2 separate regions of the Mus musculus genome follow, and region 1 is linked to region 2. Evidence: chromatin loops called from intact Hi-C (ENCODE). Cell type or tissue: heart. All regions are shown on one strand. Each heading gives the region's core, and the rest is flanking DNA. Links, peaks and the distances in the headings are about the cores only. Region 1 overlaps Stom (stomatin). Region 2 holds the start of Cntrl (centriolin).

What was found. Hi-C counts contacts between places; a loop is a spot of excess contacts. Peaks named below come from ENCODE experiments on the same cell type or tissue, not always from the same donor. Only the 100,000 strongest peaks of a DNase experiment are listed, where the experiment ranks them.
Region 1: it touches region 2 in a loop (5-fold over the local background); 1 of 42 quality-filtered maps calls a loop at or near these places.

The regions. Positions count from the first base shown.
Region 1 is chr2:35,330,379-35,335,758 of GRCm38, reverse strand. The region is part of intron 1 of Stom (stomatin); the gene reads left to right. Among named protein-coding and RNA genes, the nearest start is that of Stom, 3.9 kb to the left of the region's middle. In heart, for the core only: no CTCF peak of the experiment used is centred there; no DNase peak of the experiment used is centred there.
Region 2 is chr2:35,106,225-35,111,604 of GRCm38, reverse strand. Cntrl (centriolin) reads right to left here and starts at 2,109. Exons shown (of 44, transcript NM_001379274.1): 1 at 1,976-2,109; 2 at 1-50. The coding sequence starts at 19. In heart, for the core only: CTCF peaks have their summits at 2,698 (motif pointing right) and 3,372 (motif pointing right); a DNase peak (open chromatin) is centred at 2,114; H3K4me3 peaks cover 1,965 bases; H3K27ac peaks cover 1,318 bases.

The DNA.
Region 1 (5,380 bases), core at 300-5,299, 220 kb before region 2:
TTCTCAGGCGAATCTTGAGGATCTCAGATGGCTCCAGAGTGTTGTAATAGGAAACCTACAGGATTCCATCCTCGGGATTATGCAGAAAAGCCTGTGTGTGTATCATTCTCCATACTTTAACCCTTCCCCCAACTGGGAGCATAGCAAAATTAAAGAGAGCCATAGCAAAACTGACCCTTAATAGGCTAAGCACTACCCTAAGTGTTTTATAATGTGATCTTATTGAGTCCTCACAACTGATACTTAGTGACTTAGTCACAAAGGCTTAAAATTCAAATGTAATTCTAAAATGTGAACAGGAGAAAAGTGCCAAGTCTGCCTCTTCAGTGCTGGTCTCTGGCTTTAGATCAAAGTGTGGGTGTGTTGGCGGTCTCCTTCACCTGTACTCAGACCACCGAAGTGGGGTTGGATTTGGAGCCCCACCCTAGGACCCCCCTGTGGGAAGTGGATTTGGAGCCCTGCCCTAGGAATGAACTCAATCTCTATTCCTAAAGATCATTATATTTTTCTTGCTCACAGACCAATTTGAGTTTTGGTTCTAGACCCCTTTTCTTGGTTCTACACTTGGCTGTTTTAGACAGAAATCTTGAGTTAGTGAAAATGATTGGGCTTTTTCTCAAGTATTATACAATTGAAATTTTGCTTGGCTTTGTCACTTTTTTATTTAAAAAGCTTTGCTTTTACTGTGTGTGTGTGTGTGTGTGTGTGTGTGTGTGTGTGTGTGTCCATCTTGTGGAGAGATCAGAAGACAACTTTTGAGCTTTTTCCTTCCAACAAGTGTGATCCAGGGATCAACTTCAGGCCATCCATGCTACAGCAAGCACCTTTGTGGGCTGGGGTAGCTCACCTGCCCACCTTTTAATCTTTGTTTTCTCACTGGTAAGCCTCAGAGATTTAACACTAGGAAGAAATCTATTACTATAACATACTAAACAGAACTTTTTAAATGTGCGTCATTTTGCCAAACATCTAATTGCAATCCTGGGACAAGGAAATGTCTTTATTCTCTGTCTTTCAGTAAAGAAACTGAGTCAGAGTGATAAAATTTCAGACAGCCTAAAAAATTGAGAACCAGGTTTCCAACCCAGGCTCTGACTTCCCGAGGGATGTTCCCAGTCCTGCAGCGATCCATAAAGGAGGTACCACAATAGAGGGTCTGGTCCAGCCTCAGGACTTCACTGAGGGTAAGAGGGAGTAAACAAAGGGAGCCTAAAGGATCAGTGTGACTCAGGACCTCCCAGAGAAAGCCACTCCAGAGGACTGCTTCTGATGGAAGCATGCAATTACACAGTGCCAACTCTGCCTCTTTGTGTCTTTGTGGAGAAGTGGTCCCCCGTAGATAAACATGGCCAAAGCTAGGACCAACCAAGGAAGTTAAGCTAGAGCAGTGGACAATAGTGCAGGTGGATGGCAGAGGAAAGTGTTGTTGTAAAGAAGAGCCTTGTCAACAAGATAGATCCCTGGGGAGGATCCCTTGGAAAGAAGCAGAACCATGGGACTGATATGTTTATTTCAGTTGCTACAGTTGATCAGAATGGTGGGACTTTAACTTCTTCAATAATTGACCTGATTAAACCACCAGTGGTGATAAATGAACTCAAACGGAAGACTAAGACTGCAGAAGCTATTGTTTATACAGTTTGTGATGAAATAGATTTCAGTGTCACTGAATAGCATATGCTTTACACTGTAAAAGACAGAGTGAATAACTATCTGGCCTGCTTTTAAAAATGTAAAATGTTGATAAAGTGATTCAGAGGTGACTAAACTAGGTAATGAGTTTTAAAGAGGGCACAGGCAGGCAATTTCCTGTAAACTGTTATGAGCACATAGCAGTATCTGCCTAGAATCCTGCATATACTTGTGTCTTGACTATTGTGTAATGTAACTGTCAGTTGGACCCATCTGTTACCCTTTCCTTTTTTGCCTCATTGTAAGAACTCAGGGTGAGCCAGGTGGTTGTGGCCTATGTCTTTAACCTCAGCATTTGGGAGGCAGAGGCAGGTGGATCTCTGTGAGTTCAAGGCTAGCCTGGTCTACAGAGTGAGTTCCAGAATAGCCAGAGCTACACAGAGAGCAGCTCAGTATGAGGCATATAGCAGATGAATAAATGTTTGCTGAAAGAAAAGGGAAATGGGAGTAAATCATCTTGTTAAACGTTGATAGTTTATTGTTTTTTGATTTTTAGGATGTGGCAATTCTTTTCCTTATGTATTCTTAAGTCTGCTTATTCAGGTGTGTATTAACAATAAAGGAACTATAATTGGCAAGGAAAGATAGTGTACCTTATGAAACCCGAGAGAAGTTAGAGAATCTAGAGGATACAAGTGTGCCTCAGTTCTCTGTAACACACTTGCACCTCCTTTTTCTTTTCTGTCTCTGCCTACACTCTGGGACTACCAAAGAAACCTGGACCTCAAGCTTGTGTTTGATATTTTAGTAGATGGAACCTTGGAGATATAACCAAGAAAATGCCTTCAATTATGAGACAATAAAAAGGATGCCCACTGAGGGAAGGTAGCATGGTCCAGGGAAGTGAGTGGCATTAGAATGGAAAGCCTGGGTTGTGGGCTCAGTACCATCACTCACTACCTGGGTCACTTAGGCAAGTTCCCGGACTTCCAGAGTCAGTCAATTGTAGGCATAACCTTACTGCCCTATCTCCCAATAAGATCTGTGTAGGAGGTACAGAGGGCTTTGTGCTCACAGATAAGCACCAGGGAACCAGGAATGTTAAACACATAGGGTTGGCTCTGCAGAGAGGGGGATGTTTTCTGCCCAGAACGCTGAGAGAAGAAATAGGTCAAAGCTTGGTGAACTTTGTCCTATCTTTATGGCCAAGGCCACGCCAGGTCCTCCCACAGACCGCCATCATGAGCTTATTTTTCTCAGTCAATTGACTGACCCCATCTTTATGGAAGATGTCACGTGTACTTCACAGAGAGTTTCCATGTAGCATGGCTTAAGCTTTACTGTGCACACAGGATTGAGTTCACTAGCATCAGAAAATTTTTTTCAGCAAATTGTGCTGTGGTTGAATATGCCTAAAATAAACTACTTGGGGTCAGACTCTCAAAGTTTGAGCCAACACTGACTACTGAGTTGTGTTAACCAAACTGTCTTCTTATCTCTCACACATCAACACTCTGCTGGCCCTGGGATCTCAGAGACCCCCACAGATATATGTGAATCTTCTTTTGAAATGTTGAGGTTTTTTTATGATATTACTTCATAGAGAAAAGAAAGAATGAAAAGATTAAAGATGACTAGACTTGCAGGGATATACCCACTTCCCATTCAGTTCACGTTCAGGAGAAAGTGGGAAAGACGAGAGTGACGGATTCCCTGACAGAGTTCACAACTCTTTACTGCCCCACGTGTGATCTGTTCTCCCCCCCTGAGATGGAATCCCCAAACACATTGTTAGCCTTGATATTTTCTCCATGGCATGCAGGTCCCAGAAGACAGTTTACCCAATAAAACCACTTATTCCTTATGTGGTGGTGTGAATAGGCTCAGTGTTTGAAGGCTTGACCCATAGGGAGTGGCAGTTAGGAACTGTGGCCTTGTTGGAGGAATCTGTCACTCGGGGTGGGGGGATTTGAGGTCTCAGAAGCTCAGGACAGTCTTTTTCTGCTTCCTTTGGATCAAGATGTAGAACTCTAGCAACCATGTCTGCCTGGATACCATCACCATGAGGATAATAGACTAAACTTCTGAACTGTAATCTTGCCCCAATTAAATATTTTCCTTTATAGGAGTTGCTGTGGTCATGGTGCCTCTTCACAGCAGTAGTACCCTAACTAAGACACCTTATAAGCTATTTATTAATTGCCTTATAGTTGTATTGGTAATAGTGGTCACTGCTTGACTACCCTTATATGTCAAGCAAGCATTTTATGTATTTTTTTTCATTTGGTCTTCATAACACTGTGCACTAAGTACTGTTCTTTCTTCCATTTTACTGATGAGAAAATGAAGTGCTAGGATTGGAATTTGGCCCCAAATTGTCATGCTCCTACATATATCTTAGCAGTTCGTCTGAGGGAAGAATTAGGAATCTAATGATAAAGTGTCCTCTGCCAGAGCAAGCAGTGCTCCTAACTGCTGAGCTCTCTCTCCAGCCTCTGTCAATAGTTTTTACATTAAAAAAAAAAAAAAAACACCCTCAGTCCAGCGTTTATATTTTTATACGGTCTTTTTTAAGGGTCAATGTTTTGTTACAAATGAAAATCAGATGTCAGTTTATGTAAGTAAGTTTTATTAGAACACAGCCACAATCCTTGTCCCTGTGTGTTGCCCATGGCTGCTGTATGCTGCCATAGTAGACTTGAGTATTTGCTCAGGCTCTGTGGTCTGCAAAACCTGTTTTCTCTTTGCCTCTCTCAAGAAAACACTTGCTAAATTCTAGAAGTCTGGTGTGGGATGCTGGTGAAAGGGAGGAGGAAGAGGAGGAAATAGTTGTATCTTGAATATAAATACTTTTGGAAGTAAAAATTTGCCAAGATGAGAAAATGAAGTGCTAGGATTGGCCAAATTTTTCACCAGCCTGTTTCCCCTTTAAAAAGTGTTCTTAGACCCAGATAGCATGCATTTTTAAGATAAAATTCCCAACTATTTTATCTGTCTTTACCTAGATAATACTGTTCATGACAGTTTACAACAAGATGTTCACCTACATTCTGTGTAAGGAAAAGGGAAGGATTGCCTCTTAAATACTGCAATGCAAACGGGTTAGCCCATCCCTTTCCCTTTGTGCAATGGGGCATGTGACTCTGAGTCCCTTATTTTAGATATAAGTCATGTTTCTGGGCTTCCCCAGCAGAGGAAATCCAATACATTTTGGATTAATTAAATCTCAATGGTGAATGGGATTTACTCATGCTTTTTATTGTGCTCCAATTCATCTTAGAATAAAACAGCTGACACAGGACATAGAGTGTCATACACCACTCTGAACAGTCTAGGAGCTCCCAAGTGAGGCACTTCTGCTGTCCCTGTAGCCAGACGACAAAAGTGACTATACAATGTGAACTTTTACATTCTATGATTTGGTTTGGTTTTATGTTAATTTCCTTGAGGTGAGGTCAATTTGAATAATAATAAATTTAAATGTGTAGATATGTGTGCATTTTCAGTCCTTTTGAGATAAATTATTTATTATTATTATTATTATTATTAGTAGTAGTAGTAGTAGTAGTAGTATTGGTTTTCCAAGATAAAGTTTCTCTATCATAACCCTGGCTGTCCTGGTACTCACTCTGTAGACCAAAAACTGGTCTCAAACTCGGAGATCTGTCTGCCTCTGCTTCCCAAATGCTGGGATTAAAGGTATGTACCACTCTGCCCAGTTTATATGTTTTTATATGCACAGTCTTTT
Region 2 (5,380 bases), core at 53-5,052:
GTTCAGAACCTTTCTTCATTGCAAGAATAAAACCAGGTGGCCATCAAAACCTGTAAGAGTTTCCGAGGTCTTTAACAAGGCTAAGTCTCCACAGCTACTGAGAGTGTTACATTCTCTCTAGAGCTATCAGATCATATGCTGTCAACGGGAAGGCTATGGAATAGACTCTGCCCACACTTCTCCAAGCTTATGGACCAGTGCTTCCTTAACCTCTGATCAGCCTCCACAGAAGGAGACCTGGAAGGCCTGTCATTGACACATGCTCAGCTCAGAGTGTCCCTAGTTACTTCTTTTCTCAGTTTATCAGCTCAAACTTTTCACAGGTCCTTTCCATACAAGGTCACATACAGGAATATTTGACAACCAACACTTGTAAGCACTCTATCCTCCCAGAAGCTGGTCTGGGACACCATGCTCTACTGACATAACCCTGTTCTACTCCATGGCCTCCTTTGCTGGCTCATGTTCCTCTACTTCCTCTAAATGTCAGCGCTCCTCCACAATTCCTTTTTGTTCCCTTTAAACATCACCTTGGGCAACCTAATGTAGACCCTCAGTTCTCAAACGTACAGCTAATTTTTAGGAAAAAAAATATTTAGTGAGATAGTATATTAAGTAGTTTTCAATCCAATGACAAGTTGGTATCAGAAAAGGATATTGTAATAGAATGTTGCATACAAATCTTTATATAAGTTGAATTTGGCCTGAGGCTGCTTTCCTTTGGCCTTGAGTTTCCCTATAGCCAAATACTACCTTCATGTACAAAACGAAACTGAAAGCCCAGTTTAACAATATACTTTTGAAAAAACTAGCTGAGTGTGGTATCAGACCATCTTCAAATAAGACAAATGCTCATCTGCAACCAACGAAGCTGTCCTTGCAGATTCTATTTCTGTCCATAAGTGCTGTCCATTCTCAGAACCCTGATTCACTGAGAGGGTCAGCCTATGAGATAGTGTGTGTTTCTACATGCAGACTTCACAGGAGCTATGGCAACTCAGGGAGGGAAGCAGGGGTGTGGAACCATCACTTAATCTTTCAGTGATCCAGGTTTCTGGAACCCACTGAATACTTCCCTAATTCTATAGGAATCATTACTTAGAAGTAATAATTTACTAATCAGGGGAAGTAACATAGGACCTCATAATAATTTAATGAGGATTTGATAAGAATAATTCTAGATGGTTTATAATTTCAGATTTTTTAAGAGAAGACTATGATGTAGGATACAAAATAATTGAATTGTCTAGTGATATAGAATGCACTGCAACCAGAGACATGGGAGCCAAATAAACCCTTTCCTCCCGGAGTTGCTTTCTGTCACAATGTCTTACCACAGCAATGGAAACCTTAACTAAGACATCTAGGAAGTGGTTAAGGGACATGCCCAGAGCCCCAGTGAGATGGCTCGGTGGGTAAGGGCATTTTCTGTGCTAATTTGACGTTCTAAGTTCTGTATCTGTAGCCCACGGAAAAGTGGAGAAAACCCGACTCCACAAAGTTGTCCTTTGCCCTCCATATGCGCATCACGATATGTGTCCCGTGTCCGTCCCCCCACCCCCATCATCCACACATGCTTCAAAAAGGAAAAAAGGAACAAGCTCAGAGTCACAGAACTGAGGTTAAACAGCAGAGCCCTCAGGACCGCCAGCCCATCTCCATCGCAGTTATCCCGCAGACGGTGACACACCCCGGCACTCTTCCCTCTCTGCGGGAACCTCATCCTTCTAAGCGCCGCACCCCAACTTTGCGACTCAGCAGCGCCCCGACCTAGGCTGTGCACGCCTCTCCTCCCCTGCCCTCCCTCCCCTGCCCACGCCGGCCCCGGCCCTCCTCCTTCCCGTCCAATCCCCTTTCCAAGCACACTCCCCCGCCCCGAATGCGTCCGGAGCCGGCACACCTCACGCTGGACCAGGGCTTTCCGGCCTTTGCCGCCCGCCACCCAGGCTCGGTCCGGACGCCGAAGTACACTCACCGCCTCAGCACGGGAAGGAACGGCCTAGCGGGAGGGGCGAGGCGGAGACGCCGGGATACTTCCCCTCAGGAGACCGACAGCACAGCAGCCATTTTGTTGTGTTGTGCCGGTTGCCGAGAGGGCCAGCTTGGTGTGGGCGGGGCTTGTTATCGCCACGCCCCCGACACGGACTAGTGGACGGGACGGGGCGGAGGCGCTTCCCGCCACCCTTGCCGCCTCTGCGCGCGCTCAATTTGGGGGTGCGAAGCTTCCGGGTATGAACCTGGCGGGCTGTGGTCAGCCCTCTGGGCGCCGAGTCTGTGAGGAGAGATTTTTTCCACTGAAGCAATGGGGGAAGGCTTACGTTCCTCTCCCTAAGGCAACAACCGGAGGAACCAGTATGGAGATGTTCACAGCATTCGATCTTGGGATGATGGAAGGCAGGCCTTGAGCTCTCCCGTGTCTCGATGCACACTATCCTTTACGCGACTATTTTGGAGGCAAATTGTCATACTTGGAAACTGATCGAGCCGGACGTGGCTGCACCTCAAGACTGCTTGGGCTCCAGTGACCATTCACTTGAGCTATATGATCCTAGGATTCACAGTCCAAGAGTGCCCCTTATGTTAGTACAAAAGAACTAAAGCAAGCATTTACAGAGACTTGAGCAGATCATGCCCCAAAGAGCAGCCTTCTACTGTATTTCCTAATTGTCTGCACCATGTGCTTGCGGAGGCCAGAAGAGGGCATCAGATCCCACATAACTGCAGGTACAGACCTTTGTGAGCTGCCATTTGGGTAGAGGAATCGAACCTGGGGCCTCTGGAAGAGCAGTTATATGCTCTTAAGCACTGAGCCATCTCTGCACCCTCTCCATCATCTTTCTTAACTACCTTGTTCTCCAGTCAGGCATTAACGTTTCCTTTCTTTACCACAAACTTCCTGGCTCATTTTTCTAACACTTTTACAAATTTCCTTTCTGCCTCAATTTCTACTCTCATGTAACATATAATCGTCCCCATTTCCAGCAGTTAACCTTAATGATTTGAAAGAACTTAGAACAGTAGCTGATAAGTCTAATTTTTATCATTAAGCAAGACTTCTTAGAAGTCAACTTTCATCTTAACTCTGAAAGAAGAGTTTAACCAAGGGCAGGTGTTTGCTTGGCAAAGAGAACAGCTTGTACAAACCCCAGGAAGGATTGGGAAAGTTGGCAATGAGCTGGACATTAAGTAATTCAGGGCGGTTTGAAGAAAACATAAGTAATGCACAAATGCAGTTCAGTATGAATTATGCAAACGTCTGGTGTGGTGACGCTAAATATGAAGGGGAACCTTTTAAGCAGCATGAAGCCTGTTTGTAGAAGCTGAGGTCGTTTGACCTAATGGGAAGTTCTGATCATTTCCAGCAGGAGGCACTATTGGATCTGGTGGGCATGGTCCTCTCTTTCTCCGCAACTTTGCAGCACAATTTTTGGCTGTTGGAAAGCAAACTCTATGCAAAGATCTATTTAACCTTGAAAGGACTTTGGACCTATTTTCAGACAAAGTTCAGATGTTAGGTATTAGTTCAGTGTACATTGGTGAGATTCTGGTCTTTGGTACTTGTCTTTCAGCCAGAGACTTGGATTAATTGCACAAACTCATGATTGTTTTCCCTAATCTGTAATGGCATTCAGATGAGTTCCATCGTCAGATTACACTGTGCCAGAGTCAATTCATCAGTCCAGTCAGTAGTCATCAAAAAGTACACACAAAATCCAGGGGTCTCTCTCGGAACACTCATTTTTCTCTGCTTTCATGTTGCCCTATTTTCCTCCTTTATAGAGATATAGTAACTAACCTTCTCTGGGTCTAGCATGGTGGAAATCTTGGTTGTACCTCCAGCCTCAGATACTTGCCATGATTATTAATAGTCCATCTTAGCACACTGGAAGAGGCACCCCCAACAAGAGTAAATATACAAAAGAGTGAGGGCAGCTCACATTCCATGCTAATTTATTCCCTGGTATGAGCTGTAATTTTTCTGGATTACATTTAGATTACAATATAGATATTAGCTGGGGAGATGGGAAGGCCATCTGGCTTCTGGCTGTGACTTGTCTCCAGGGCTGGAAGATGAGCCAGGGCACAGTGACTTAGGTTTTTCAAGATCTTTTGTCCAAACCCTGGCAAAGCTATTGAGATTGCTCTTCTTGGATTCTCTTACGAAATCCACACTAAATACTCTGAGCATCACCTTTAAAAGAGAACCAGAGGAACTTGTCAGGCAGAGTCGGCCAGCTTCCACCATTGCCATTACTGTGACTTCCTAGTGTGACTTTAAAAATTGACTAAATTATGGCTATATTTTGAAATAAAGCTTGTTCTGTTATTTGGAAATCTCATACATTCATGTAGGGTATTTTTTATCTGCCTGTCTGTCTATCCCATTGGGTATTTTTGTTGTTGTTTTTTTTTTGGTTTTTTGTTTTTGTTTTTGTTTTGTTTTGTTTTGTTTTGTTTTGAGTCAAGATTTCTTTGTGTAGCCTTAGCTGTTCTGGAACTAGCTGTGTATACCAGGCTGGCCTCGGATTCACAGAGATCCACCTGTCTCTGCCTCCTGGGTGCTGGGATTAAAGTTGTGCACCACCACCACCCAGCTATGGAGTAGTTTTTGATCAAACACAACCCCCTCATTTCCTGCCCAGTTCACCGGCACACACTTTTCCTTCCCAGATTAATGTCTTGTTTTGTTTTGTTTTTCTGTAAAGCCACTGAGTTTATTTAGTGCTGTCTGTATGCGTGTGGGCATTAGGGTTGTCTACTGGAGCATGGGTAGACTCTCAGGGGCCTCATCCCTGCGAAAGCTGAGTCTTCTAACACCCATCCATTGCCAATACCTCCTCAGCTAGGCTGGAGGCTTGATTCCCCATCCATGCTGGGATTTTGCCTGACTTGCTCATTTCTGCTTTTTACCCTCAAGTCTCACAGAGTAAGGTACAGTTTACAAACAAAAAATATTTTCCATGATAAATATAAATCCTCTCTTAGAGGCTTGCGAGTGTAGACATGAGAAAATGACCTGATTCTAGACGAAAATATCAGATCGCCTGCTGCCGTTTATAAAGTATCAAACTTCACAGGCTGCTTTTACTATCTTTTCTCAATTAACTGGGTTTTTGTTGCTGTTCCTGTTTTCTTGTTCTGTATTCATTTTGTTAATATGTGGATACGAAATAACCCTAGCATGTAAGTATTCTGTGGGTATGCTTTAGGAATGAATTTAGATACCATATTGGCTCTCAGAGAGATGGTATGCTAGTTAAAAATGCAGAAGACTAGGGCAGGGAGATAGGGTAGTAGGATTCCAGGCTTCCCTTCTGAGACAGTGTGAATGCAGGAATGCTTATGTCCAACTCCATGCACCTGAAACTTTGTGTCTAAT